2 separate regions of the Homo sapiens genome follow, and region 2 is linked to region 1. The links are chromatin loops, found by intact Hi-C in ENCODE. Cell type or tissue: heart right ventricle. All regions are shown on one strand. Links, peaks and the distances in the headings refer to the core of each region. The heading gives the core; the rest is flanking DNA.

Region 1 (15,451 bases), core at 12,631-15,130:
CCAAAACCTCATAACGCCGGTCTAATCATGAGAAAAACATCAGACGAATCCCAATTGAGGGACAGTCTACAAAATACCTGACTGGTACTCCTCAAAACTGTCAAGGTCATCAAAGACAAGGAGAGCCTGAGACAGTGACACAGCCAAGGGGCACCTAAGGAGACCTGACAACTACCTGTGAAGAGGCATCTTGGATGAGATCCTGGAACCAAAAAAGGATGTTAGATAAAAACAAAGGAAATCTAGTAAAGTATAAATATTAGTTAACAATGTAGCAATATTGTGCATTAATTACAACACATATACCATACTAACATGAGATGTTATTAATGTTATTAGCAAGGGTAGCTGGATATGGGGTACTGGAGAACTCTGTACTATCTTTGCAATTTTTTTTGTAAACCAAAACCATTCTTAAAAAATAAAGTTTATTTTTACAGAATGAATGGGAACACTCTACACCAAATTCAAGATGATGGTTACCTCTAGGGGTGGGGAAATAAGATCTGGAAGTTACTCAGGTTTCCTCCCACATTGCTGTAATATCTGATCATAAGTTTAAGAATCTAAAGCCGAAAGCAGGCTGTCTGTGCTCAGTGTCACTGAGTAATGCAGACCTGTGCTACAGAAGTTCTGAGAAAGTAGAGGTCAATACGGTCTGGGAGGAGGACGGGGTTAGGGAGGACTTTTGTGGGAGGTGAGACTAGAAGGATTTGAGAAAAAGCCCAAACAGAGATTTTTGCCTGAGCCTTGGTTTGTGTGGTGTGCCCGTGTCATGGGGCTCTATGCACCAGACTTAGGTAAGAGTCGAGACAAGGCTTGGCATGACCGTGAAAGACTTCAGATTCAAAACCTTCCTTGGATCCTTTTCCACAAGACTTCCATTTGTTTGTTTACCAGAAAGCCCTTCAGAATTTTCTGTACCCAAGGCACCCTCCACTCAGAACAGCCTCCTGCTGACCTCTCTGCATTTACTTCAGGAGACAGAGGGAGGCTATCCACTGCAGAGATGCTGGGGCTGAAAAGTTTAAAAATTGGCCTCTCATTCTTGCATAGGTCCTTGGCTCCCTGCATGAACAGAACCCAGCCCTGGTCTGGATCGGAAGCAAGAAAAGAAGCCTGAACCCAAGTACGGCCTTTGGGCACGGTCTTTCTACCACATGTCCACCCGCTCTGCAACTGCCGGGCACAGCGGACAGTCAAGCTGTGGTCCATGATCAACAACCTACGACCTCCCAGTGGCCGCTGGGCCACTGCCCTGCCCTTGGTAACCTGAGCAAAGCAGAGGTAGGAAAGCAGGTTAGCTGATGAAGAAGAAAGAGCTCACGGCAAGTTCTGAAACCCAGCTGAAATTATTTGGGGGAGAATCATAGAATCCAAGACATGGCAAACCAGCCTCTCAGGGAGAATTTCCCTCTGGCCCACCAGATCGGGCCTCAACATGCTTTGGTGACAGACCCCAGTCACTTCTTCTCAAGACGGCCCGCATGCAGTATTCCTGCAGGAAATGCATACCCTGCGTCTAGTCTTGAGAAAATACCAGATGAACCCAAAGGAGCTTTCTACAGAACAAGTGGCCTGTGCTCTTCAAAAACGTCAATTGCACGAAAGACAAAGAAAAGTGAGGAAACATCCCAGATTAAAGGATACAGAAGAGATGTGACAGCTAAAAGCAACACACAAGCCTGGATTGGATGCTTGACCAGAAGAAAATTAATTTGCTATAAAGAACATTATTGGCCCAAGTCAAAGGTCAAACTGTGCACTTGACTCTCAAGTCACCCGCCTGACCCTCTTCCAAGTGTACTTTACTTTCTTTCATCCCTGCTCTAAAACTTTTTAATAAATTTTCACTCCTGCTCTAAAAAAATAAAAATAAGTAAATGAAATGTGTAAAAGAACAGTATTGGAACATTGGAGAAATCTAAATATGGACTATAGATTCTGCAATAATATTTTATCAAAGATAAATTTCCTGATTTTGATATTAATGCTAAAGTAAATGTGGCAAAAATGTCACTGCAAATCTCAGTGAAGGGTAGTTGGGATCTCTTAGCATTATTTCTGTTACTTTTCTGTAAGTTTGAAATCATTACAAAATAAAAAGTTAAGCATTTTCTAAAGAAATAGCCCTAAAGGGGATGATTTTTTTTTCCTTCTGTGGAACTAAATGCAATTTTTCTGCACACTTCTCAGCTCTCAGGAGCCATGCATCCTCCACTGATGTCCTCTTCATGTGCCCTGTGATATTTGAGGACCATTGTCATTTCCGACAACTCACTCCCAGCCACCCAGTGGCTAGTCCTCTCTCATCCAGGCTAATCTTTCCCAGCCCCTTTGAGAAGGTGGAACTCATTGTCAGTGGAGAACCCTTACCTATAACTTCTATTTTTTGGTTCCCTTTTCTAATGGTAAGGGACCCTGGCAGCAAGATGTCATCAGCTTGTCTTAAGGGCTCCTGAGTCCCAGATGCCAAACACTGGAGGCCAGGCCTCCCTGGCCAGGTTTGAGTAATCAGCGCGCATAGGAAATTGGTGCTAGAAGGTAATTTCCTTGAGTGCTCCCCAGGGCATGTGAAGTTTTGATGATCTGAGGCGGCTTGGAAGCATTGCAGCTGGAATGGCACTTTGCTAAATTTGGCAGCCCTGGGGGGAAAAATGAGACTTTTTTTAAAATCAGGAAGCCTGCTTTGGCTAACGTCTCTATCCCCGTCTGTCACGCCATCCTCTGCCAGGAGTGAGGAGCTGCCTGGGGTGAGAAATCTGTTTGCTGGCAATCACAGGATGGGGTCTGAGGGGTACACAGCTGATGAGAGCTGGGAGGAGGCAGTGCCAACCGGGCCAGGGTCCCTGCAGCCATCATGGCTCTGTTCTTGGCATTGTGTTTTCCATGCAGAGCATCTGAGGGTTGGCAGGAGATGCCAAAAAGTCACTGGTGCACCCCTCTGCTAGCAGGCAGGGGGTTCCTAACCTAACCTCAACAGACTGGACAGGCAGAAGCAGGAAGGCCTCTGTTTAGAGCACAGGACACAAAGACCATGTACAACTTGCAGTTCCATTTTATATGGCCTGCATAGTTTAAACATTTTTTTCCAATTTGTGGAAAACATTTAAAAATGAGGAGATACCACATTAAAAAAAAAATAAGACTGGCTTCTGGCTTTCGTCAAATATCAAGAGCTCTGTATGTTCATGTGGTGACAATCCACTTACGTTGAGCACGGCAGCCCCTCCTGGGCAGGGTATACATGCTTTAGTTTGCCACAATCCCCACCACTCCTTACTGTCTCTGTGACTCTGAGATTTGGGGTCATGTAACATTTATTATTGCATTGGCACTGCTGTCTTCCTTATAGTGTTTCCTGAGGCCTTTTTCTCTATCCTTGTCTCTGCCCCAAGAGAGAACAAAAGATGTCTAGAAGTCATCTCAAGAAGAACCATTTTCCACACCTGCCCACTTTGCTCTGTTATATTTCATTTCTGCCCCTGTCTAGCCCAGAAAATTAACAACTTTATGTTTGAGAACTGGACTCTGGGTCTTCCTTGGTGCTCATGATGGGAGTTCCTCCATCAACCAAAAGCAGGCACACCTTTAGTCATAAAATTTTTCCCAGGTATGAGACTACAGCCCTACTTCTTTCTTAATAAATCCATTGTTAATTTAAAGCCACCAAAGTTATCAATATCTGATGGTCTCCCCCAACTCCCACAGCCCCTTCCTCCAGGGCCTGACTGGCCTCCAGCACAGAGGAGACACTGGGGAGCTCTCCCAGGCCCTGCCTGCACCGCACCTCTCCTGTCTGTCCCCAGGTCCCAGGCACCTGTGGCAGCCAGATCAGAAAGCCCTGTGAGTGATGAGGGACTGGGGTTGGGAGGCAGGGAGAGGCAGAGAGGTGGCAGAGGGAAGTGCATGCAGGGGACAGCACCAAGCTGGGGGTGTGGGAAGGGAAGTGGGGGTGCTTTTGCTCAAGTACCCTCATCTCCCAGAAGGCCTAAAACAGTGGCCAGTGATGGCATCTCCAAAAGAGGTCATCCATCCAGTTACAGACACATTCCGACACGATCAAAGAAGGATGCAGAGCCTGGATTCAGAGCAATTCAAATCTACCCTCCCAGGAAAATAATATATTTAAAAGTTAAAAAAAAAAAAAAAAGAAAGAAAGATGAAAACCTCATATGAGAACTGCAGTAAAGCTTTCCAGGTCTTTTTTTTTGGGGGGGAGGTATAAATCCCATAATTAAATTGTGAACACTACCCTGTATATGTGTTTGTGTTTGTGCATGTGTGGGAAAAGACTTAAAATATTCAATGTAGGCTTTTGTATTTCAGAGATTTTGAAATCGCGTCTTGGCATTTCTGCCTTTTCTTTTATGATAGCGGGGGCTCCAAAAGTGGAAGAGGGGCTGCCTTTCTTCTGGGAGCCTCGTCCCTGCTGCCTCCCACTTGGGCAGCCCCATTCAGTGGTGTCACCTCCCCCAAACCCCCCACCACACACACACACAGCCTGTCCTGAGGATGAGAAACAAAGGCCCTTGGGACTAAATGGTGGCCACTAATTGTTACAGGGAGAAGCTTTACCTGGGCTGGAAATGAAGCTTTACCTGGGCTGAGGATGAGAGGGAGGGGAGGAGGGTCAGCAGTCATGGGGCTCAGAGCCTGGCATCTGCTGCCCAGGACTCCAGGGCCTGCTTCTCCCCAAGGACCTCAGATTCAGTTTCTCTTGTCCCACCCGCCTGAAGTCCTCCTCTCCAACTGCCCCATTCAACTGCCACTCCCACCACACCTGAGAGGGAACTCTGGCGGGCCAACATTCCCTCTGCCCACATTAAAGGGCTCTCCCCTCTTCCAGGATGGCCTGTGGCCGGGTCTGGCTCTTTGGTGACAGTCAGAGCCCATGCATGAAAGCACTGTGCATGGCCAGCCCTTCCCTGGCTGTCACAGCACATCCTTGTAGAAGAGAAGGAGAAAAATCCTCTCTCCAACCGTCATTCTACAGACGAGAAGCCCAAGGAACAGAAGCCTGTCCACGACTGGCGTGGGGCTGAGACCAGCACCCAGGTCCCCTGAGTCCCACTCCAGGCTCCTTCCTGAGAGAATGCATCGAATTTTCTACGCTGTGTTCCTGCAACCGGGAATCAACTTTGGGATCAGGGGAAGGGAAGGGAGGGGAGGGGAGGGCAGGGGTAGGGGAGGGCAGGGGTAGGGGAGGGCAGGGGAGGCGAGGGGAGGGGAGATGAGCCTCATCTTCAAAACAGAAAATCTCATTCATTCATTCCCCATTCATTTAACGAAAAAGAAAAGGGTAATTTGAGCTCAATTTGTCTTGAAATGAACGGAAGGTAAGTCTGAGACCTGCACTAGCAGCTAGCCCTTGCATAGAAAAGTTCCCCTGTGTCACCCTTGGAACCCTGCACATCCCGAGCGCAAGCGTGATTCCCGGGGTCCCTTCTGCGCCTGTCCCAGAACAAGCGCCCGATTTCAGGGGAGCCCAGCCGAAGGGTTCCACAGCGCTCAGCGAGCCGGCTGGGAGGGAGCAAACTCTCTAACTGCAGAAAAAAACAAATCTTGATTCCGCTTTAAGGGTTATTTAAACATCTTAGAGGACCTTCCCAGCCTCACGCACGTGGATTTCATGAGGAACTTGGCCGCTACCTTCTCCTGTCCTGCGCAATGCCGCCCCCTGCTGGCTGCCTTCCGGCCCCGCCGCTTCCTGGAGATGCGAATTCACCGCCTTTGCCCAACCTGAGTTCCCTTCCTACCTAGAGGGAGGTGGAAATGGAGAGGGGCTGTGGGCAGCTGTGTAGGAAAATGGGTCCTCCCAGGAAGGCTCCCCGGCCTGGGGAGTGAGCTAGACCGACAGCAGTTTCCTTACACGTGTCCAAAGTGTTCCATTTAATTTCCGTCCATTCTTCCCTTCATGAATGCAAATCACTGCTAATAATATCACTCGACATTTCTGGAGCCCTTTGTGTATCGCAAAATTCTTCATCCTCTTTATCACTTGATCTTCGCAACAACCCCGGGGGTCTCATAAACACAGCAAAGACTCGCTTCCACAATCTTCCAAACGGAGTCAAGTGCTGTCAAGTTTATGGAGGAAGAATGCCGATCAGTTTTCCTCTATCTCCATGAAAGGCTGGGCGGAGATGGATTTCCACCCAGACAAACAGTATTGGGCGCTACGCAAGAAGATTGGTGGGCCTAGCCGGAAACAGAGTGGAGAATGATGGAGAGGGACTGTCCGGTCTGTATCCAAGGAAGTCCTTAGGAAAAGACCAGCCAAGCTCCTGTTCCAGGCAGAGCGTGGACTCACCCATAGTCAGGGAACTGAGGCCCATCCTGGGTGTACACACAGCTCGCGGGGGGGCGAGATAATCCACTGGAATACAAAAAGAAAAAAAATAGAAATCCTTTTCATATTTCTCCTCTTCCTTTAAAAATTCTATTTTGGCTGTGTGCAGAGGCTCAGGCCTATAATCCCAGTACTGGGGGGCCAAGGCAGGTGGATCACTTGAGCCCAGGCATTCAAGACAAGCCTAGGCAACATGGTGAAACCCCATCTCTACTGAAAATACAAAAATTAGCTGGGCGTGGTGGCATGTGTCTGTAGTCCTAGCTACTTGCGAGGCTGAGGTGGGAGTATGAATTGAGCCAGGGAAGTCAGGACTGCAGTGAGCTGTGATCGTGCCACTGCATTCAGGCCTGGATGATGAGAGTGACTCTGTCTCAAAAAAAAAAATTGTGTACAGTGATATACATGTGTAGGGGAGAAAAAGTGTGATACTTTTCCTCACCAGTCATGTGGGTCATGGCTGACACTCTTGTAACAAAAGGCAGACTAACAAAAGGAAAGCATAACAATTTTATTTCATCAAAGTTTAATGTGACATGTGAGTCTTCAGAAATGAATACCGAAAGGCTCAGGAAGAACTGTCCATTTTTATGCTTAGACTCAATGAGGAATGGACAGTGGTATAGAAATGCGATTGGACAGAAAGTTCTGATTAACTGTAATGGACCGAGGTGATGGGATGGGGACCCAGCAGGGCCTGTCTGTTCAGATTCTTCTTGGCCTCTCTGCACAGCATTTCTTCTTTCTAGGTATGGGGCACGACCCCTCTGGAATGAGGGTCTTAGGACCTACTCTCAGACAAAGTTGGTCAGAGAATTTCTTTACGGCCAGCTCCTGTGCAGAAGGGTGGAGGAAAGTTTGAGTCATAGTTTTAGGTTCTATCGGTGGCTTTGGGGGAAGAATTTCTATGACTCACCTTGGGGAAGGGGAACTCTGGTTTCTATGACTCACCTCATGGGAGAAGAGGTGCACAAGGGGTGCAGGAGGGCAGGAGAAGGTCAGAGAGAACTTGCTTCTGAGGCTGCTTCTGAGGTCATCCAAACTCCATCAGTTCAAAGTACTCAGCCTGCCAAAGTGCCATACTTTGGGGTATTGTTGTCCGAGCCTCAACACATGTCCACCCTGCACATCCTTGTAAATAACTATACATGCATAAATTAGGGGTCTGTGTGCGCACATACCAGCAGTGGTGCTCCATGGCAAGGGAAAATTGGTGCTTGATGGGAAGGAAATTTTCCCAGCTCTGAGGTTCTGTGGGGTCTCTATTCCAAAGTGAGGTTCTCGCCGGGCATGGTGCTTCACACCTGTAATCCCTGAACTTTGGGAGGCTTGGGCAGGCAGATCACCTGAAGCTAGGAGTTCAAGACCAGCCTGGCCAACATGGTTGAAACTCCATCTCTACTAAAAATACAAAAATTAGCCGGGCATGCTGATGCACACCTGTAGTCCCAGCTACTCGGGAGGCTGAGGCAGGAGAATCGCTTGAACCCTGGAGGCAGAAGTTGCAGTGAGCCGAGATTGTATCATTGCATTCCAGCCTGGGCGACAGAGCAGGACTCTGTCTTAACAATGACAACAAAAAAGTGAGGTTCTGTCTGAAAAAAAAAATAGAGAGAGAGGAGTGGGGAGACAAAGACGGAAAGAGACAGATAAGAGAGAAAGAGCAGAAAGACTTGGCCCAAAGGCCCCAAGAAGTGCTCAGAAATCAGTGTGTGCAGTTACATAGAATCAATAGCTCACAGTGGCTAAGAGTAGAAACTCTGGAATCAGATCTGTCCTCAAAATCTCTAAATTTCAATGTCGTCAACTACAAAATGAAAACACTATCCTGAAAGCATTGTAAATTAACTAAGGATTAAAGTGGATCATGGAAGTGAAGCGCTTAAACACAGTGCCTTAAACAAACACTCAATAAATGGTAGCTATTGTTTGTGAATAAGAATTTTAAAATTAGCAGGATCTCAGCAGGGCGCGGTGGCTCACACCTGTAATCCCAGCACTTTGGGAGGCCGAGGGGGGCAGATCACGAGGTCAGGAGATAGAGACCATCCTGGCTAGCACAGTGAAATCCCATCTCTACTAAAAATACAAAAAAATTAGCCAGGGGTGGTGGCGGGTGCCTGTAGTCCCAGCTACTCGGGAGGCTGAGGCAGGAGAATGGCATGAACCCGGAAGGCGGAGCTTGCAGTGAGCCGAGATCGTGCCCCACTGCACTCCAGCCTGGGCAACAGAGCCAGACTCCGTCTCAAAAAAAAAAAAATTAGCAGAATCTCGCTAGAAGTAAGAATTCTACCTCCTGGGTTGCTATTAGAATCTGTCTAGTAGAAATACACTGATGTCTCTGCTAAAAGAAGGGGTTTGGATTTTTCACTTTATTTGCCTAATGAACTAAGGCGAGCGATATAAAAGGACTGTCAAACAAAGCTGATGTCAAGTGATTTTGGAAAGTAATTGGAATTTGCATGGACTTTTAAAACAGTAAGTGGAAGAAATATATGTAAGTAAAGCAATAATAGGATTCGTGAGCCAGAAATACATGCATGCAACAGTCAGAGAACAAGCCCTCTAATAAAGAACAAAAATATTTCACAGCCAGAAAATGTGGGTGCTGTTCTCAGCTCCACCACTTAACAGCTTAAAGACCTGAGCAAGCCCCTTGGCTCAGAGAGCTGATCCTAGGAGTTAAAACCTGCCCCCAACATGAGAAAGAATTCTCAAAGAATCCATTCTCAGAATCAGGAAAACTATGCTAATTGCAAACAAATGAATTTTCCATTTAAATGGTGGTCATAACAATCTTGTAATAAACCTATTTCTTTCTTTGCATGGGCTGTTAAGGAGTTTAGAGCAAAAACTCAGCCATCTCTAGTAACTGTACACAATCTTATGGCATGCACTTATATGCAATTATATGCGAGGAAGTGCTCTGTTAAGTCTAAATCATGAACACACCCCAGATCAGTGAAGGATATTGATATGTGAGGGGAGAAGGAGGTGGGGAGCATTTCAGTGAATGCCACTGAGAGGGACTGAGACCCTCATATCAGAACAGAAGTTTCCAAATCGGTACGGTTCTCTCTAGAGTACAATGCTACCCATTAAGTATCTGGGAACCAAGGATTTGGCAAGAAACACGCTTATCAAGTCAGCAAAGTGTACTCCTCTTTGCTCTGATGAATCACAGTTTTGCACTAATGCTCCTCAGAGATGCCGCACTGGATGGCAAGCTCTGCGTAAGGGGCTGTCAGGCACTAGAAATAGAACTTCCATGAAGGGGCAGCCTATCTGTCCCCCTGCTCTGAGCAGGCCATGCTGGCTGGTTTGGGGGTGAGGCCTTTATCCCCAGCCCTTACTGCTTGCTTCATCCTTCTCGTTTTCTTCCCTCTCCTGTTTTATTTTATTATTTTATTTTATTTTGGGGATGGAGTTTTTCTCTTGTTGCCCAGGCTGGAGGGCAGTGGCTCGATCTCGGCTCACTGCAACCTCCACCTCCCAGGTTCAAGCAATTCTCCTGCCTCAGCTTCCCTAGTATCTGTGATTACAGGCGCATGCCATCACGCCCGGCTAATTTTTGTATTTTTAGTAGAGATGGCTTTTCACCATGTTGGCCAGGCTGGTCTCGACCTCCTGACCTCAGGTGATCCGCCCACCTTGGCCTCCCAAAGTGCTGGGATTACAGGCATGAGCCACTGCGCCCAGCCCCCTCTCCTGTTTTATATTCGAGTTCTAAACCAGCCTATTAAAAGCCAGTGGTGTGGTTGTGGGCAAGGTATCTCCTCCGCCTGGGACACGAGTTCCCTCTAGAAAATCAAAGAGCTGAGTTAAATGCAGGTTCTTAAATTGTTTGTGTGCCATGGACCTCTTTGGCATTCTAGTATATTCTCAGAAAAAGTATTTCTATGCATGAGATAAAGTACATAGGATTGCAAAGATAACCAATTATGCAGAATGTGCTTATGATAATATGTATAAAACACAGCTGAATACTGTAAGGTATATGCTTCTATATTGATGCACTAAGTAATGTGATCTAGCAGAAGTTCTAATGACTATTATAATTTCAAAGCATTGATGCATGTAAGTGATATTTTGAGACATCTGAAACAATTGAAATGAGATTTGAGAATACCGCTGATTTCTATTGGTAACAAAGTCACAGATACTGCTAATACTATCTATTTGTTGCCCCATCAAGGAAAACACCAAATTTCAGTTTGTAAAAATAAAGATGTCATTTTTTTCCCATCCAAATTCATAGATGCCCTGAATCTAGCTAAGAGGTCCATGGACCACAGGCTAAGAACAGCTGGACTGACGACTTCTAAAATTGCTTCTGACTCTGAAGCAGTTGGATTCCACAGAATTTTCTAAATGATGCCGGGGGACAGATTAGGGGACATTTAGGATAATGGGGTGAAATTTTACAATCTTAACAGCTGGCACCAGAGTGAATCAGAGGGTGGGAACCGTTTTTGTTTAGCAACTGCCTTGATCTGTCTCTTGGGGCAGTCAGAGACACCCTAATGACTTGCTTGGCAGGAAAGGGCACCAGAAGGGAGAACTAAACTGCTCTGCATAAAATGTGTCCAAGAATTGGGAGGCGGGGGCAGGGAGAACACAGACAGTAATTAGAGAACCAGAGAGGAAACCAGAGCCAGAGTGGGTAGAATGGTGAGGGACTCCTTAAGAAAGCACATGGTTGATATTCAATTGGAAGTTGTTGACTTGCTGTCAACAATTCTTTTGACCCCACCCTTCATTCAAGTGGTCTACACATACAAAGGAAATAAGGAGAAGTGCTGAATTCTCCTGCTAGATGAATGCAGTGGAGCAAAGGAGAGGATGGATGGCCTAGCGGGATGCTCAGGAAGGCAGAGTTAAAAGAGGTCATGCAAATCAAAGTGCCCGGAAGCACAGGAACTTTGGGAAGCACATTCACATGGGGGCCTGGACCCTTCCTGTCTAGATCATATGGGACACGTGCTCTCAGCTAACCTCTGTGTTCTCAGAGCACGGGCCAGAGACCAGCAGTATCAGCAACATCTGAGCCTTGTTAGAAGGGCAAATTCTTAAGCCCAACCCCAGACCTACTGGATGGAACTATATGAGGTTGGGGTCCAGCAATCTGTGTCTTGCCCTCCAGGCAATTTGGATACTCAAGTTCAAGTTTGAAAACTTCTGCTGTCAGGCGTTATTATTTCCATTATTGCATTCCAGTGTCCCAGTCCACAGAGAGGTGTATGCAGAATTTCTCCCAGCACTCAGCCTTGGGGGACCCGCTCCCAGCCTGGGGATAAGAACACTGCCCCTCACCTTGCACTGGAGAGAGCTTTCCAGAGCCAGAAAATGCTCCCAGCCACGGTGAGCTCCCTGCCCCTCCAGGCAGCCACTCCCTCCTGGGACCTTTCCAGTGACCCAAAGGTCCATGCCTTCTAGGCTGGGGCTGCCCTCTGGAGCCACTTTTCTGAAAGAAGCCCTTCCGGACCGGAAAGACTGAAGTCTGAGTCTTCCCCTCTTTCTGCTGGTGCCTTGCACAGCATGGTGCTCTGGCCACCATAGAGGTTGGTCTCTGAAGACTGCTCATTTACCAGTTTCTCTTACGATATTGTCCAGGGCTGCAGACAGAGGGCAGGGCAGGCAGGGCCAGCGTGACTGTGGCCTCCTTTGCTCTGCACATCAGTTGCTGTCATTGTGGACCACACTGTTACAGGAAAGGAGCTCCAATCCAGACACCAAGAGAGGGCTCTCGGATCTCACGCAAGAATGAATTCAGGGCGAATCCATAGAGTAAAGTGAAAGGAAGTTTATTAAGCAAGTAAAGGGGCCTGGCACGGTGGCTCACGCCTGTAATCCCAGCACTTTGGGAGGTGGAAGCGGGCGGATCACGAGGTCAGGAGAGCAAGACCATCCTGGCCTAACATGGTGAAACCCCGTCTCTACTATAATACAAAAAATTAGCTGGGCGTGGTGGCGGGCGCCTGTAGTCCCAGCTAGTTGGGAGGCTGAGTCAGGGGAGCCGCTTAAACCAGGGGGGCGGGAGCGCGGAGGTTGCAGTGAGACAAGATCGCGCCACTGCACTCCAGCCTGGTGACAGAGCAAGACTCCGTCTCAAAACAAAAAAACAAGTGAAGAAATAAAAGAATGGCTACTCCATAGAGCAGCCCCGAGGGCTGCTGGTTGTCCACTTTTATGGTTATTTCTTGATGATATGCTAAACAAGGGGTGGATTATTCATGCCTCCCCTTTTTAGACCATATAGGATAACTTCCTGACGTTGCCATGGCATTTGTAAACTGTCATGGCGCTGGTGGGAGTGGAGCAGCGAGGACAACCAGAGGTCCCTCTCTTCACCATTTTGGTTTTGGTGGGTTTTGGCCGGCTTCTTTACTGCATCCTTTTTTATCAGCAAGGTCTTTATGACCTGTATCTTGTGCCAACCTCCTATCTCATCCTGTGGCTTAGAATGCCCTAACCATCTGGGAATGCAGCCCCGTAGGTCTCAGCCTTATTTTACCCAGCCCCTATTCAAGATGGAGTTGATCTGGTTCAAATGCCTCTGACAACATCACCCCAACTCATGCCTCTAGAACCTCTAAAAAAATTCCATGACCTCCTCTCCGCCAGTATGGAATTGAAAATAAAAATAATAACAAACCATCAAATAAATATAACAAAGCACAGCAAAGCCCTGCATTCTCTCATTATAATTATTTTAGTATTATTTTTGAAAGACCAAATACCAATTTTTAAATGTTTATCATAAAACATTTCTGAAACCTGAAAAGGTGAAAAGAATTATTAAAAATCAAAGCCTCATACACTCACCACTCAGCTTAAGGAATAAAATATTACAATATTGGCTGGGCGTGGTGGCTCACAGCTATAATCCCAACAGTTTGGGAGGCGGAGGCGGGTAGATCACCTGAGGTCAGGAGTTCAAGACCAGCCTGGCCAGCTTGGCAAAACCCCGTCTCTACTAAAAATACAAAAATTAGCCAGGTGTGGTGGCAGGCACCTATAATTCCAGCTACTCAGGAGGCTGAGGTAGGAGAATCGCTGGAACCAGGTGGCAGTGAGCAGAGATCGCGCCACTGCACTCCAGCCTTCACAACAAGGTGAAACTCCGTTTCCCTCCCTCCCTCCCTCCCTCCCTCCCTCTCTCTCTCTCTCTCTCCATATATATATATATATATGTAAAATCAATGTTGTTTAAAAAAACTAATGGTATTTTTCAAAAAATTCTGCTTTATTACTGCTCGGAGCCAATGGTTCTCACATTTTGCTGCTGGAGGTGGGGACGGGGGCAGATGGGATGGGGCTCTGCACACTGAGTGGAAATGGGCTCTATTTCCTGTCCTCTGACTCCAGGGGTCAACACTTTTGTGGCGAATTATCTCCGGGGATCCGGCCAGCTCAGAAGCCCAGTGGGGCCATCACCGCATTTTTGGGACGAGGCTGCCATCTGCTGGTCGCTCAAGGAAAAGACGGCAGCTGCATCTGGCCTGGGGAGGGCCAGTGTGTAGAGAGCTCCCTCACCCGTGATGAGGGCAGTGTCCCACAGCAGTTCTGGGAATGGGGAAGCAGAGGAAGGAGAGTCACCCTCAATGGGCAGATGAGCAGCTGAACTGTGATGGGATGGTAGCATATGGGGTTCCCAGGGACACTTCAGGGCCCAAAAAAGAAAAAAGCCAGGACTGAGGGGAAGGGAATAACAGAGCAAAGGTTTTTTAAGAAAGATAAACCCCCTAGAAGGAGAAGCAGGTGCCACTAGAGAGTCCCAAATGGGGAACAGAAGGTTCGCGCTCCAGGGCACCGGACTTCTCCTGTTCCGTCCAAGGATTGCATCAGCCCCTGTAGTAGCTCATTCCCGCAGGGATTTGTTTGCTGTTCTCTCTGCCTTGAACATTCTTTCCTGCCCCAGTCCCCTTCCTTGGAGTAAATGTTTGTTCAGTGCTCAGGTCTCAGTAAACTGTGCCCACACTGCCTCCAGGAAGTCCCCGGGGGCTGCCTTTTCCTCTGCATCCTGTTCCTGCTTCTAGCCTCAGGTAGCCCTGTTCTGGATCGGCCTGTTTACTTGTTTACAGTTTTACTGTTTACTTACCCTCACGAGATTCCAAATTCCCTGAGGGCAGGGACACCATTTCATCCCCAGCACCAGTGCAGGCAAGAGAGTGAGAAATATTGGTTTACTAAATTGATTTTTTATGGCATTTTTTGAAAATCAGACATCATAATCTGGAATAAAAAGGAAAGTACTTTGAAACATATTTCCCCCAACAACAAGGTCTCCCCAGAAGTAAGTTGAAAATGATTGCCTTTTCTATTTGTCTGTAACCACATGTGGAGGGTGGGGGAGTGAGAACAAGAAAGAGAGAAAACAAATTATTTTATTTTCAGTTGTCATACGTTGTAAGTTATGCTGCTCTTCAGTAAACAATCATAGTAGACAGCTGCTATCTGGGGCCTGGCCAGCATCCATATCCATTCTTCCCTCAGGCACAATTTTACTTTGGTGAAACAACCTCTTCTATTCTCAGTCTACATGATCTAGGGCAGCAAATCCCATCCCCAGGCCCAAATATGGGCATGTGGCTCAGGCCTGGCAAATCACAGTATGCCAACAGCCTAGCACATGATTGATCAGGAACAAGCACATGACCCAAGCTGGCCCAGTGAGATTTCACCCTGGAATCATTGAGGCAAGAAGACCTGGGGGGTGCAGAGTGTGTAGGACGTGAACCTGGAGCTGCAGGCAACCATATTGCCACCATGAGGCAAGAGGAAGTTAGAAAGTGAAGCCAAACAAAGGAAAGCAGAGCTAGGAGAAGAGAAACAGAGACCTCAAAACAGGCATCCTTTCATTCCGGCACCCAACCTTGAACTTTTTCTGTATCTTTCTGTTACAAGACCAACAAACTCTTTTTTTTTTCCAAAGTTAGTTTGAGGGAGTCTCTGTTCCTTGCAACTGAATAAGTACTAGCTAACGTAAAAAGCAGAATGAAGATGGCTGGGTGCAGTGGTTCATGCCCATAACCTCAGCACTTTGGGAGGCCAAGGCAAGCGGATCACTTGAGATCAGCCTGGCCAACATGGTGAAAC
Region 2 (15,451 bases), core at 7,347-9,846, 1.2 Mb before region 1:
CAGGTTCTGTGGTTTGATGCTGTACAAGTGCACTATGGTAACCAGACCACCGAGACACACAAACAGGCACACTGACAAGTGACATGGCAGGATGATGACTATAGATGATACAGCACTCCCAAGAAGGAACGAGACAAACTTCCATTCTAACCTTTACCATCTTCTATTTTCTACTTTAGACAACTAGCTACATCTGCCTTCTGTTGAAAATTCCATGCCAATTCCACTGCTGCCAACAATTTTCAGAGATGAGTTACTTCCCAACACCTCCCCACAGGCCCCAAGAAAGAAGCTTATTCATAATCTCATTTGACTCTTTAATATCCAAAAAGTCCAGGGAAGCCAAAGCTAGTAAACGGGGCCCAGACCTTAAGTCCTTTGCCTCCAAATCCAATGATCTACTTTTAAAAACCCAATTTAATTATGCAGCAACATTAAAAACTAAACTTAGGGATAAAAAAGGTTTTACCATCAGTTTGACATGCCTCAAACCAAAAAAAAGTCATCCTTCCTCTGCAAATAAGCATTCCTTCTTCACTTCCTATCATGCTGCTGCACTGCCAGACATCATTTGACAACGAACCCCAAACGACTCCAAGGATTCTATCAATGAAAATGCCCAGGCACTGTCTGTACCATTTTACAACACAGTCTAACCTCCAAGCAGAATTTCCAATTATTTAGCTGTCTTGCTAGCTTTCTCCCTCATATTCCTGGTATGGTGGTGTGCACAGCAGCAAGACTGAAGGAACAAGGAAGTAGCTAAAATGTTAACAAATAGCAAATCTTGTAAATATTTCATTCTACAAGACCCAAAGGCAGAATTCTAAAAACTACTCTTACTTTTTGACAACCGAGGAGACGTTTGCTATCTGTAGGGTTGGCAATTTCCACAAAAAGCCAAAATACATAATTTGTAGCTTTGCTGAGTCATGAAAGCTGACTAGCATGCCCTGATTGTCCAGGAGATCAAGTCTGACCTTGTGAGGGATTACTACCAAATTCCTAAAACCTGCATCTCAATATGGCTTTGTTGTTCTCTATTGGATTCTTAAAGTGATTTTTAAAATTTACTCTATTTGAAGAAATGATCACCACAGAAGGACGATCTCCTTCTTTATCAAATATAACCTTTAAATTATAAATGATAATCAGCTTGCCCACCTTTTTAGAATTAAAAAGAATAACCTTTCACTGAACATAATACAAATTTACCATTTCTCCGTGTTCATTGGGCTTATGCATAGGAGAAAATTTTAGGGCAAACTAAAAAGGTGGTTAACCTGTGATGTAATGATTTTCAGAGGAACACATGAGTAAATGTGATCAAGTACAAAGCTAGAGTCCTATCAAGTGCTTCTAACATTCAAGAATTTAGGTGATTACTGGAGGGGTTTTTCATGAATAGTTCCAGATTTATTCTTTGAGTAGGGTCTACAGTATACAATATGGACATTAAAAATATACAAGTGCAATGTTAAAATCAAAATAACATACACTAGGCTGGGCACTGTGGCTCACACCTGTAATCCCAGCACTTTGGGAAGTTGAGACAGGAGGATCGCTTGAGCTCAGAAGTTCAAAACCAGCCTGGGCAATATGGCAAGACCCTGTCTCTACTAAAAATACAAAAAAAAAAAAAACCCCAAAAAACAAACAAACAAAAAAATAGATGGGCATGATGGTGCACCAGTTGTCCCAGCTACTTGGGAGGCTGAGATGGGAGGATTGCTTGGGCCCAGGGGCGAAGGTTGCAGTGATCCCAGATCACACCACTGTACTCCAGCCAGGGCGACAGAGCAAGACCATCTCAAAAACAAAAACCCCCCAAAACATACACTAGTGACCACATTCTTCAGAAGCTTCTAAAAAAATATTTTTTTTAAAAAAAATCCCAGAACCCTTTCAAGGATAGCTCACTTGGGTACCCAATAAGTAAAAACCAAATCGACAGAGCAGCAGAGTTTCACAGTGAAAATACAGGCTGCCTTAGATCAACTGGTCCAACACCCAGTGCCCTTATTTTCATAAACAAAGAAACTGAGACAGTAAGATTACCTATGGTTAAAGTGTTAGTCAATGACCAGGCCAGAGGAGAATCGCTTGAACCTGGGAGGTGGAGGCTGCAGTGAGCCAAGATCGTGCCACTGCATTCCAGCCTGGGTAACAAAGCAAGACTCCGTCACACACACACAAAAAAGACCAAGGCCAGGCGCGGTGGCTCCCGCTTTTAATCCCAGCACTTTGGGAGGCTGAGGCAGGCAGATCACCTGAGGTTGGGAGCTTGAGACCAGCCTGACCAACATGGAGAAAGCCTGTCTCTACTAAAAATAAAAATTAGCCAGGAGTGAAGAAGCATGCCTGTAGTCCCAACTACTCGGGAGGCTGAGGCAGGAGAATCACTTGAACCCGGGAGGCAGAGGTTGTAGTGAGCCGAGATCGCACCATTGCACTCCAGCCTGGGCAACAAGAGTGAAACTCCAACTGAGGGGCAGGGGGAAGAAACCAAGCCAGGACTAAAACTGACTCTTACAGTGCTTCTAACTGCACCTGCCTTGTTAGTCTTTCTTACACAAGCCCGTCTTAGGAACTCACCATGATGCCCTTAACTTCACCAGTGTTCAGTGTTGCTCCAGGGACTCCAAACAGATCTAACCTATTTCTCACAAGCAAGAAGTACTTCTGAATAAAACAAAATACAAAAAACTAAAAAAAGGAAAATCACCTCATGTTCTTTCTCCTGTAGCAAAAGAACAATGTCTCCGGGTTCCACTCCTGGGGCCTGGTCTGCTTCCCCAGTGAATGTAATTCTCTGTCCATGTTTCATGCCTTTGTCTACGTGGACTTCAAGAATCTTGACTTCTTTAATCACCTTCTTCCCTTCACATTTTTTACAGCGGTCTTTTTCATTAATTACCTCTCCTGGAAAGAGAAGTCATTGAAACTTTCAGCAAGAGTACTATACTGTACTCTTAATACCCTTATTCTTTAAATATGCTTTCTGGACTTCTTTTAATCACTACCTAAATTTTTATTCAAAGCAGCATTCTGAGGCCAAGCACAGTGGCTCAAGCCTGCAATCCCAGCATTTTGCGAGGTCAGGGTGGTAGGATCACTTGAGCTCAGGATCTGAGACCAGCCTAGCAACACAGTGAGACCTTGCCTCTACTACAAATAAAAAAAGTTAGCCGGCGTGGTAGTGCACACCTGTAATCCTGGCTACTGGGGAGGCTGAGGAGGGAGGACTGCTGGAGTTCGAGGCTGCAGTTAGTTATAATCATGCCACTGCACCCCAGTCTGGGTGACAGTGTGAGGCCATGTCTCAAAACAAAACAAAAAAAAGCACTATTCTGAATAACAAAAACTTACATCTTACTACTGCAGACTGCCTGAAGGACTCAGCTTCCCACTATTTCAGAATGTAATGTATCCATACCATGTTTAGGGCAACACAGCTTTTCTCTTATAATTATGGTATTAAAAAGCAAAACCGTGATTATACATATTATAGTGTGAAAAAACTGCGTCACTTTCTAATGGCTAATTACCAGCACATTTGAAGGCTTAGAAAGAAGTGTATAACTGATTATTTAGGGACTGTTTCTGTAACAGTACTTGTGCAAAGTATGTTCTGCAAAACACGTTCTTCAAAATGGTAATAGTGGCCGGGCATGGTGGCTCACACCTGTAATCCCAGCCCTTTGGGAGGCGAAGGCGGGAGGATCACCTGAGGTCAGGAGTTTGAGACCAGCCTGGCCAACACGGCAAAACCCCGTCTCCACTGAAAATACAAAAATCAGCCGGGCGTGGTGGCAGGCGCCTGTAATCCCAGCTACTCAGGAGGCCGAGGCAGCAGAATCACTTGAACCAGGGAGGCAGAGGCTTCGGTGAGCTGAGATCACGCAACTGCACTCTAGCCTGGGCAACAGAGCAAGACTCCGTCTCACAAAAAAAAAAAAAAAAGAAAAAAGAAAAATGTAATGGTACATGAGAAAGATTTCAGTTAACTTTGGTTTCTTGATAGTGGGAGTTAGCAATTATAATAAAATAAAAGCAGGCCAAGAGTGGTGGCTAACACCTGTAATCCCAGCCCTTTGGGAGGCTGGGGCAGGAGAATTACTTGAACCCAGGAGTTCGAGACCAGCCTGGGCAACGTGGCAAAACCCCATCTCTACAAGAAATACAAAAATTAGCTGGGCGTGGTGGCAAGCACCTATGGTCTCAGCTAATTGTGGGGCGAGGGGCTGAGGTGGAAGGATTGCTTCAGCGTGGGCGGTGGAGGCTGCGGTGAGCCGAGAGTGTGCCACTGCACTCCAGCCCAGGCGACAGCAAGACCCTATCTCCAAAAATAATAATAATTTAAAAAAATAAAGTAAAATGCCAAGACTCTCCAGGAAGGAAATATCATATGTAACTTCTCATAATTATCTCATCACTTCCAATAGCAATTTGGAAAAGGATGCTATTGAACTATACTGTCAAATATGGTAGCCACTATCAACCTGTAGCTACTTGTTTATGTTTAAATTAATTCAAATTTAAAATAGTTCTCCAGTCACACTAGCCACATGTGAAATATGCAGTAGTCACAGGTGATTAATGGCTACTGTACTGGACACTGCAGATACAGAACATTTCCATCATCACAGAAAAAAATTCTATTGGATAGCACTGCTCTAGAATGGCAGGGGTGGGAGGAGCTATGTGTTTTTATAATTAAAATTTTAATCAGAACACAGCCATATCCATGTGTCTGTGGCCATAAAAGCACTAAAAGGTCAGAGATGAGTAGTTGTGACAAAAACTATTTGGCCCACAAAGACTAAATTATTTACTTCTGTAAGGACAGCTTCAATCTCAAGATCAATTCTGAAAAGCTAACTAAAGGTTACAGTGAAATCTTCCACTTATCAGAATAACTAAACAACTACTTGTTTAGTTATTTATTATTTGATTATTTGTCCCTTTGTAGTTTAAAAGGTTCTATGTGATAAAGGAGATAGTCCTCCTATGGTGGTCATTCCTACAGAGAGAGTAAATAAAAGGTTATATTTGATAAAGAAGGAAATAGCAAAGGGACAAATAATCACCTTGCTCCTCTTTTCTGAATTAAAAAGAGTCACCTTTCACTAACACAATACAAATCTACTGTTTCTCTATGTTCACTGGGCTTAGGCATAATGGAGTAATTACTTTCACACTTTTATCTTTTATTTTTTGCAACAGGGTCTTGTTCTGTCACCCTGGCTGAAGTGCACTGGTATGATCACAGATCACTGCTCCCTCGAACTCCTGGGCTCAAGCAATCCTCCCGCCTCAGCCTCCCACGCAGCTGGGACCACAGACATGCCCTGAGCCCCTCATTACATATTTTTCCACACTTTTTTTTCCTATAGTAATGAGGTCTCCCTATATTGCCCAAGCTGGCCTCAAACTCCTGGGCTCGAGCAATCCACCTCTGTCTCCCAAAGTGCTGGAATTATAGGAATGAGCTAACGCACCCGGCCTCCTTTTTCTTTAATAAGATGTATACAAATACCCTTTGAAATAAAAAATTGTAAACCTCTCCAATATCTGCATTCCCAATCCATTCCAACATAAAAGCAGAGAAGTACTGGCACACATACCTTCTCCATTACAATCAGAGCACACAGACTGCATCTGTTGTACCATCCCTGGAGCCAGCTGTCTGATCATGATGCGCACACCTCGACCTCGACAAGCACTACACTTTTGGACAGCTCCAGACTTTCCGCCTTGGCTAAAGCAAGCACAAGTTATGCATTAGGTTTTTGTCCACAAACCACTCCAATAAGCTATGACACACAGAAATTGTGCTTTTACCTTCATCTTCAACCCCAATAACTTGTATTTAAATTGACTTCCAGAAGTATCAGAAAACATTCTGCTAAGATTTTTTTACTTATTTATTGAGATGGAGTCTCACTCTGTCACCCAGGCTGGAGTGCAGTGGCGCAATCTTGGTTCACTGCAACCTTCACCTCTCGGGTTCAAGCGATTCTCCTACCTCAGGTGATCCACCCGACTCGGCCTCCCAAAGTGCTGGGATTTCAGGTGTGAGCCACCGCACCCAGCCGTAAGTTTTAACTTATAACAATTTTTACGTGGTACAGACATTCAGTGTGATACTTAAAAGAACAGACAAAATGTACCCAATAAACCAGAAGACACACTTACCCACTGCATGCACTACAGAGCACATTCTTGCTAAGTTGTAGTTTGGTTGTCTTGCCATTATACAGATCTTCTAAAGATACTCTGGAAAGAAAAGAATCGGCTTCAATCAAATTTTGCCACATTTTGTCAAATACAAGATATAAGTAACAGCTGATACAGCAAATTCGTTATCAACTTTTAAAACAGAATTCAAAAACACCTCATAATCTCACATTAAATCAATTAAACTGAGGCTTATATTATGGCTCAAATTAACAGAAATATTTTATGACTACAGACAGTACATATATGATACCCAAAGCCAGAGCCTATAGCATCAGGCCAACAATTTGCTGTGGTGGAATTTCTGATAAAGCTGATGACTTCGCAAACTCAAATATCACAACCTTCTGTTCTGAGGCATAAGCCCTCCACCTAACTCCTAATAAAAACCCTTCAGAAGAGGTACAATTATTATTCCCATTTTATGTGATAAAACTGAGGCACAGAACAGTCAAGTAACTTGCCCAAGATCACATAGGTATCTGGCTCCAGAGTCCCTGTTTCCTCCATGGACAATTTAGAAAGGCTACAAAGTTATATTTCGGCTTAAGGGAGTCACTTAGATGGCATATGTCTTAAAAAAAATAAAAGTGGCCCTACCTATAGTATGACAGAAAGGAGGGATAGAATAGTTTTTCATGCCAGGTGCAGTGGCTCATGCCTATAATCCCAGCACTTCGGGAGACTGAGGAGGGAGGATTGCTTGAGCCCAGAGTTCAAGACCAGCCTGAGCAACTTAGAGAGACCTCATCTTTACCAAAAAATAAAAAATAATTAGCCAGGTGTAGTGGCATGTCTGAAGTCCCAGCTACCCAGGAGGCTGAGGCAGGGGAATTGCTTAAGCCCTGGAGATTGAGGCTGCAGTGAGCTGAGATCGTACCACTGCACTCCAGCCTGGGGGACAGAGTGAGACAAGTACTTATGTGTGGAGTTTTCTACTTGTGGCATCATGATGGTGCTCAAAAAGTTTCATATTTTGGAGCATTTCAGATTTCAGATTAGTAATGGTCATCCCGTAATGATCTGCTTTAAAATCCTGGGAGTTAGAGGAACAAAAAAATAGTTTAAAGTATTTTACAAAGCACCTATACTATTTTGTGATATTCAAACTTTCTTAAAATTGTTATTCTCAGAAACTTAAAACTGTTGTAGGCAGGATAAGAATACCACACGTATGGACAAAACATTACCAACAACACTGTCAAATAATGACCTATCAACAGCTGAGCTTTAGACCAAAACGCTTGTTGCATCTTGTATACTCTGCATAACAAATCATTTAAAGAAAATCGGCTTTCTTCCCCTACATATTAAATTACAATTGGTATGCACAACCAGTATCCTAAGCCAGAGAAAAATACACATCTCAACAAAGAAGGCCAAGGAAGGAAAAATGCAGGTAATGGTTTGGCAAGGCTGGCACTCTCCACTAGTGGGGCCTAAACTGGCACAATCCCTCTGCAAGGCAATTTAGTTGTATTTATCAGCCTCAAAACACTCATGCCTGCCTGGGAATCTCTGCCAAGGAGAAACAAAGCTCTACATAAAGATACTCATAGCAGCAGTATCTATTACAGAGAAAAAACCTGGGAATACCCTATATAAAAGGTAAATAAATCATAGAATGCAGTATTATAAACATAGTATTTGTAATAACAGGAAAATCTGAAATGTTAAAACAGCAGAAAACTTTCACTATATAGCATAACTTTTTTTTAAACATGAAGAACTATAAAGTACAGACAGCACTCTTTTGACCCTATTTTCTTTTTAGACCATTTCTATATTAAAGAAAAATATAAACGAATTAACCTGCACTGCACAAATATTACCATTGGAATGGTATCCAAATGTTAATTTCTGAGGGTAAATTCTTTTAAAAAACAAATTTAAGGATTCAATGAGACTCAAAGTTAACAGATAACATGACTTCCTCTAATTTACTCAAGTGTATAAACTAGGATATTATGAAATATTTTAAATAAGTACCTGAACTTCGGCCACTGACATTTGCTAATAAAATCATTTATTGGTCCATGAAAAAAAGAATGGGAAAAAAGACCTCCCAGATTTTGCAAAGTGAAACAGCTATTTTCATACTGGAGAGGGCTTGTGGATTCACAGTCTAAGACCAAGGTCAGGCACCATTCATGTGTTGGCAGGTTAAGGTCAGGCTGGAAGCCAGCAAGCTCCATGGAAACCAACTCAGAAGAGTTCACACTGAGGATCAAGTAATGAGTGACTCTAACATGTACACAAAGTAGGCAGACAGTCACTCATTTTTAGTTTTTAAATAAAAGGTAACTTGGAAGATTCATATACTTCAAAGAAAATAGGCTGGGCGCAGTGGCTTATGCCTGTAATCCCAGCACTTTGGGAGGATGAGGCAGGAAGATCACTTGAGTTCAAGACCAGCTTGGCCAACATGGCGAAACCCTGTCTCTACTAAAAAATACAAAAATTAGCCGGGCATGGTGCGGGTGCCTGTAATCCCAGCTACTTGGGGGGCTGAGGCAGGAGAACTTCTTGAACCTGAGAGGAGGGGGATGCAGTGAGCCTAGATGGTGCCACTGCACTCCAACCCGGGCGACAGGGACTCCATTTCAAAAAAAAAAAAAAAAAAAAAAAAAAGGTCGGGCACAGTGGCTCACGCCTGTAATCCCAGCACTTTGGGAGGCCGAGGCAGGCAGATCACCTGAGGTTGGGAGTTCGAGACCAGCATGACCAACATGGAGAAACCCCATCTCTTCTAAAAATACAAAATTAGCCGGGTGTGTTGGCATATGCCTGTAATCCCAGCTACTTGGGAGGCTGAGGCAGGAGAATCGCTTGAACCCAGGAGGCAGAGGTTGCAGTGAGCTGAGATTGTGCCACTGCACTCCATCCTGGACAAGAGCGAAACTCGGTCTCAAAAAAAAAAAAAGAGAGAGAGAGAAAATGATCTTCACAGTTGAAATTTTAAGTCCTATAATAACAAGCAGCCTCAGAACCATATAAAACCACCTTCCTCTCATTAAAAAATATCGACTGTCCTTTTAAGAGCTACAGCGAAATAGAAACATTCAGATAATCAAATTCAATTTAGTCACCAAAAGAAGACAAGGCAAATGGAAGTTTTTCTAATGAAGGACAGAACACTCTATGAGATTTTTCATCTACTGAGTCATTATCCCACTTGACAAAAAGTACTTAATTTTTTAAAACAACAAAACAAGATATTCACTTGAGTGGATGCATCATGTCCTCTCCTCTTCTTCTGCCATTTCGACTTCTACTCTGATTGCCCATGAAGCCGAACAATCCCCCACCAAAAATGTGAGAGAAAATATCATCCATGCCACCACCTCCGCCGCTGCCTTCCCGAAGACCTTGCTCTCCGTATCTGTCATATAACTCACGCTTCTCAGGATTTGATAGTACTTCATATGCAAAACTTATTTCTTTAAACTATAAAGAAAAGGTAAAAATAAAAATAATTGCATTTTCAAGTAGAAGAGTGGGGAGAAGCTACAGGAATCCAGAATCCATTTAATTCTAAAAAAAAAAAAAAAGGGACAAGTTACCTTTGACTTGATTCTGGTTCTATTTACCACCCACCGCTCCTCAGAATGGTAGTACTCTTATTCTAAAACTAAAATACTCTTGACATTATGAAAATGTGGCTGTGTGGGCATAGTTGGATTTTTTTCCTGCAACATTCCTCTTTTTCAAGGAGGGCAATTTAAGTTAAAGCTAAAACCCCCGGAATAAAAAAGGTGCAAATAACTTACTTTGTCTCCTGCATTTGGATTCTTATCAGGATGATATTCCTTGGCTAACTTTCTGTATGCCTTTGAAAATGGATAAAAACAAAAAAGGTTATAACTAAACACCAGTTAAAAGTTTTGTAATAACTTAATATCCACTTTTCTGAGAAGTAATGTTCTAGAGTTATAACCTTTCAAAAATATTTTCTATTCGTAGGGATTCTTCGGCACTTTCTCGCGATACTGTTTACTAATGTAATATAACCAAGTAGACAGCAGCTATACTTGAAAACAGGTTACAGTGACGTGAAAACCAGATAAAACAATGAAGCAATGCCACAGGGAAAAACAAAACGTTCAAACATTATCCATATTTTCCCTATTGTCAAGTGTCTTTGATGGCCAAGTAACCAGACCAAGACGACCCTAATAAATTCGAGATAAATGACTGTTAAGCTTTGCGGACTGCAAAACATTACTATAAATCAAGCTAAAGTCACAATTCCTGCTCCCGATGGCTCACGCCTTCCTTCTAACTGTAACATCATGAAAAAGTAAAGGTGGTCCTAGTTAGCGTCTTTTGGTGTTTTATTTGCACGTGGTGGTTAACTGGGGTCGTGGTGGCAACTTCGGTGGTAGAGAAGTTGCACACACTCTCAACGAGGTGTTTGGGTCCTAAAGCACTTAAATCTTCATTCACGGAGGCTCGTGAATTATATAATACAGACTAGCATTTCCGGTAAGGTAACAGGAAGTCCACTGTACTCTTCTCACTGCCTAAGGAGCATTCTCATTTTTCTCGGCTTACAAATCTGGATGCTCTTAGCCTGGTGAGGATGCTGTGGGGCTTAAATGCCTCGTGTGCTTTGAAATCCTGAGATGAAAGATATCGCAGCATTGCAAATAGCAATAATAAGGCCTTCTATTTATGTTTACTGTACACTCAGGCGTTTGGCTGGGACCACGGCTTATTCCTAAGCAGGTACAGGACATTAGCATTACCTGCCCAAAGAACAATGCATCCAAACACAGACCCAGCTACCTCCGGGTCAATGGGCGAGGGACGCAGAGAGGGAGGAGCTCCCGCAGCCGGCGGCCGCGGAACCCAGGAAACAACCCCATCCGCCCGAGGCGCTCTGTGGGGGCGGCCTCGACCTCCCCGCCGTTCCTCCCCGCGGAGCACCAGACCCGGGGCCGACGGCCGCGGGGCGGACAGCTTCTCTCTCGGGGCCGGGATGCGCTGAGCACCTCGGTCCAACCTGTTTTTCCGGGGTGGTGACCTCGACGCGAAGGACCGGGCGAGCTGCTGCCTCCCGGGGGATACCAGCCCCCGGCGCTCGTTCAAGGAGGGAGGAAGGAAGGGCTCCCATCGTGTTTGCGCAGGAGTGAGTTTTATTTGCTGCATCTGCGGGCGGGCGGGGCCGGCGGCCCCAAGGTCAGCCGAGGCCGGAGTGCGCGGCTCGCGGCGAGGCCGGTCCCGCCGCCGCCGCCGACTCCCAGCCCGGGCCAGTCACGGCCGGCGCCGGCTCGCGGGCAGCCCAGTAGCGCGGCCTGGCTGAAGAAGACATCCCTGGCCGCGCAGGCCCCGCGCCCCTCACACCCGCCCGGCCCGCTCCCAGATACCTTCTTCAGCTCGTTCTCGCTGGCGCCGGGCGGGACGCCCAGGATGTCGTACAGCTTCGTGTCAGCCACGTTAGCCATGGCGGCCGGCCGGGCAGTGCTCGGGGAGAAGGTGGCGAAGCAGACAGAGCGGAGTCGGGCCCACAAGCGGCGTCGGCGGCGGCACAGGCCGAGGGAGACAGCGAGGGGGAAGCGGGGGCGGGGCTGAACTTTGACCCAGCGCACGGTGCGCCGTGACGTCGCTGTGCAGAGCCCGCCCCCGAGCGCCCGAGGCGCGGCCACTGGGGTCGAAGTATTGAAGAGTGGGCCAGGTTCTCTGTTTTCCTCCAGGTCCAGGCGGCTGGGCAGGGCCAACGTAGGAAATGAAGAACTGTGCACGGCGCACCCCAGGAATTCAGCTTCCTCTCAAAAGCCATGGTTGCGAGGTCGCGTGTTTAACCTCGCACTGGCTGCTGAGGGAATTAACAGGCCTGCGCAGCAGCTTCGTTAGCTTCGAAAGAAAATGGGCCCCGGCTCCCGCAGGAGGCCCGCCTGGCGCGCAGATGTCGTTATTAGAATCCGGGACGTCGGTGGACCCTCTGGGTCTGGCTCCCTCGGGGCTTACGATGAAAAAAACTGGGGGGCGCGTGTGTGTGTATGTTGTGTTTTATATTATGAGAATTCTGAAACATTTAGCAGAAGCAGTATATTACTCCCCATAGTGCAGTTAGCTACCTTTTACCTGTTTCATTGGCTCCACCATACATTTCTAGTGTTTTAAGGGAAACCGTTTCATTCATAAATACCCTAAGTGTATATATTTAATATCTAAGAGACAACTTTTAAAGGCATAACGATGTAATCTCATCTAATGAAATTAACAATTCCTTAATCTAATTCCCAGTCCATATTTAGGTTTTTCAGATGATCTCATGTCCTTTTACAATTGGTTTGTGGCATCCGGGTCCAAACCAAGGTCCACATGTTGCATCTGGACCACGTGTTTAAGCCTCTTACTTGATAGCTTTAAAATTAGCTAACACCAGAGGTTTAGATGGTGTAAGGCAAGTCTGGCCACCAGGTGACTTGATTTACATTCGTTTTAGTTTCGCTCAGAAAGTATGCTGTGCATCTACCAAGTGCTATGATGTACAGAGGCCTGGTCCGGGGAGAGGAGTGTTACAAAAGTGCCTGCCTTCAACCCATTTACGGTTTATGGAGACAGAAAAGTAAGGTTTTCTGATCCCTTGGAACCTGAACTGATAGCAAAGACTTCAGCATAAGCATCTCACTCAGGATAATGTTTCTTCCTTGGCGTTCCCTTTGACCTAGTTGTGGAGGGCCTGAATTCCATGACAAGGACTCTGAAATTTAGCTTGAAAACCCTAAGAGTAATCAGTGATAAGTCATTAATAGTCCTTAAACCCTTTTCCTCAAATCCCATCTGAAATCCTGCTCCCTCTGTGAAGTCTTCCTTTACTGGGCACTGGTGAACACTGCTATCTCATTCGAGTTCCCACCACCCTTCGTTTGTACCTTTTGTGGTAGGATCTCGAACTCTTTTGTTTTTTTTTTTTTTTTTTTTTTTTTACTTGAAACAGCGTCTCGTTATGTCGCTCAGGCTGGAGTGCAGTGGCGCCATCTCAGCTCGCTGCAACCTCCACCTCCCGGCTTCAAGTGATTCTCCCACCTCAGCCTCTCGAGTAGCTGGGATTACAGGCGCCCACCACCATGCCCGGCTAATTTTTGTATTTTTAGTAGAGGTGGAGCTTCACCATGTTGACCAGGCTGGTCTCGAACTCCTGATCTCAAATCATCCACCCACCTTGGCCTCCCAAAGTGCTGGGATTGCAGGCCTGAGCCACTGCCTCTGCCAACCGCCATTGCCGTGTAAATGCTGACGTCATCCTCATGCACGGCTGTAAAATCCAATTCTCTACTTTTCACATTTTGAGATGTTCGTAAGAGACGGTGTAAAGTTATGGCGAGGTTAGACTGTGTAGGTTGGTAGTCTGACTCTGCCATTTAGGAACAATGTGACCTTCAGCAAGTTACTTAACTTTTCTGAGGTTTCCTCAGGTGTAAGATGGGGCTTGTTATTTTTTATATCATTGGTTTAAAAGAGTTATACATTTCTATTACTTAGGGCTGGGCGCAGTGGCCTGTAATCCCAGAACTTTGGGAGGCTGAGGCGGGATCACTCCTGCCTCAAGTCCTGATCACTTGAGGTCAGGAGTTCGAGACCAGCCTGGTCAACATGGCAAGACCCCGTCTCTATTAAAAACACAAAAATTAGCTGGGGGTGGTTGCGCACGCCTGTAGTCCCAGCTACTCGGGAGGCTGAGGTGGGAGAATCCCTTGAGCCCAGGAGGTGGGGGTTGCAGTGAGCCAAGATCACACCACTGCACTCCAGCCTGGGTGACAGAGTGAGACCCTGTCTCAAAATAATAATAAATAATTAAAATTTAAAAAATTACTAAGAAGCTAAAAGAAATTAAGTATAAACTATTGTTCTTGGCCCATATGCTTACGTTGTCTTTGCTCATTTAAATTTCTGGCTTTTCTACTGGGATTCCCTGACTTCTTCCATTACCTATGGGGAATGCCCCTCCGTCCCTTTTCATGACCTCATCTTCCCAAATCTCCTTGCTTGTCAGTTATCATTTTCTCTCGTCTCATTTCTCTGTTAGTTCCTGCTCCACGTAAGAATATGAACTGAAAATCTGTCTTTGTTGCAACCTTCATATTAATTTATCTTATTTGTTTCATATTGTTTTATCTTATTTTCCTTCTGCCCATGAACAGTTTAAAAGGGCTGGAGTTTCCTATTTGTTTCAGTTTTACTCAGTTTTTTTTTTTGCAAGAGGAAAAAATTCTCTCTTGATGCCATTTTAGCTTCTGATATTGTAATGAAGAGTAGCTGGGTAAATTCCCTCTTTTGTTCTTGTTATTTTATTTTAGTTTTTTACCTGACTAGACCAGTAACCACAGTAACTATTTTTGAATTTCATTTTCATTTCTTTGCAATATTTTCTCCATTTCTGGGTATTAATTGTAGTCAGCATAATTTGCTAATTTTATAGCTCGAGTTATTTCAGAAGAACTTTGTGTGCTTAAACTGACACAGGGTCTCCTCCCAAGGATCACAGACTGAGATAAACCTGTGTCAGTGTGAGCACTGTAATGTTCCAGCCACTAACTGTTTTGAGGTAGCATATTTATTTTGGCTTCATGTTTAGCCAATGCTGTGAAGGGAAAAGGACCTTTATCTCATTTCATGTCTCAGGCACTGTAAAATGCTGAGTCACAGTACACCTGAGCGCTGCAGTGATCTAAAGTTTGAGGCGGCAGTGATTTCAGATTTCTGCCAGGCTTATATTGGTGTTCAATTCCTTTGCTTTGATTTAGTATGCTTGTGTAACTGTGAAGGGTTGGGATGGAGAGGAGGTGGATATGGACTGGGACGGGGGGTATAGGAACTGTAGTATTTTTGAAGACCATTGATACTGTTCACAAGTAATTGGGAACTGTGTAATCCATTACTTAGACAACTCCAGATATATCATTGAGGCAGTCAGAAAATAGTTTTGCTTTCTGCTTTAACTAGGTTTGAATGTATAGAGTAAGTGATGCAGGTTAAAATATTTTGGGGGGATACAGAAGAAGGTACTGATGGTTCTTGTTATGAGGGTGTCAGGACCACATAATTTGATGATTGTTGGTACTCTGGAAAGAAAAAATTGTGGGACTTGGATCACTGAATAATCTCTGAATTTCTTTCAGTGCTTAAAGTAGATTATTCAGTGATGGGGCAGCACAGTTGTATGTGGTAGGTATTTCTAGCCCCACTGCTGGCCTTTCAAACC

Evidence for each region. A loop is a pair of places that touch in the nucleus more often than their neighbours do. Peaks named below come from ENCODE experiments on the same cell type or tissue, not always from the same donor. Only the 100,000 strongest peaks of a DNase experiment are listed, where the experiment ranks them.
Region 2: it touches region 1 in a loop (3-fold over the local background); 9 of 110 quality-filtered maps call a loop at or near these places.

The regions. Positions count from the first base shown.
Region 1 is chr16:48,151,240-48,166,690 of GRCh38, forward strand. It overlaps ABCC11 (ATP binding cassette subfamily C member 11), which reads right to left. Exons shown (of 30, transcript NM_001370497.1): 30 at 14,534-15,451. ABCC12 (ATP binding cassette subfamily C member 12) reads right to left here and starts at 4,754. Exons shown (of 31, transcript NM_001393797.1): 1 at 4,602-4,754; 2 at 2,377-2,645. RefSeq lists enhancers at 6,738-7,937, 13,781-14,282, 14,283-14,782 and a silencer at 14,940-15,109. In heart right ventricle, for the core only: CTCF peaks have their summits at 13,821 (motif pointing left) and 14,027; a DNase peak (open chromatin) is centred at 13,812.
Region 2 is chr16:46,961,886-46,977,336 of GRCh38, forward strand. DNAJA2 (DnaJ heat shock protein family (Hsp40) member A2) reads right to left here and starts at 11,789. Exons shown (of 9, transcript NM_005880.4): 1 at 11,610-11,789; 2 at 10,011-10,070; 3 at 9,464-9,687; 4 at 6,199-6,279; 5 at 5,628-5,761; 6 at 2,726-2,922. The coding sequence starts at 11,687. It overlaps DNAJA2-DT (DNAJA2 divergent transcript), which reads left to right and starts at 11,887. Exons shown (of 2, transcript NR_186372.1): 1 at 11,887-12,240. RefSeq lists enhancers at 3,291-4,016, 11,981-12,050, 12,111-12,200 and silencers at 10,661-10,740, 11,091-11,160, 11,191-11,240, 11,391-11,470, 11,501-11,550. In heart right ventricle, for the core only: no CTCF peak of the experiment used is centred there; a DNase peak (open chromatin) is centred at 8,426; H3K4me3 peaks cover 51 bases; H3K27ac peaks cover 1,567 bases.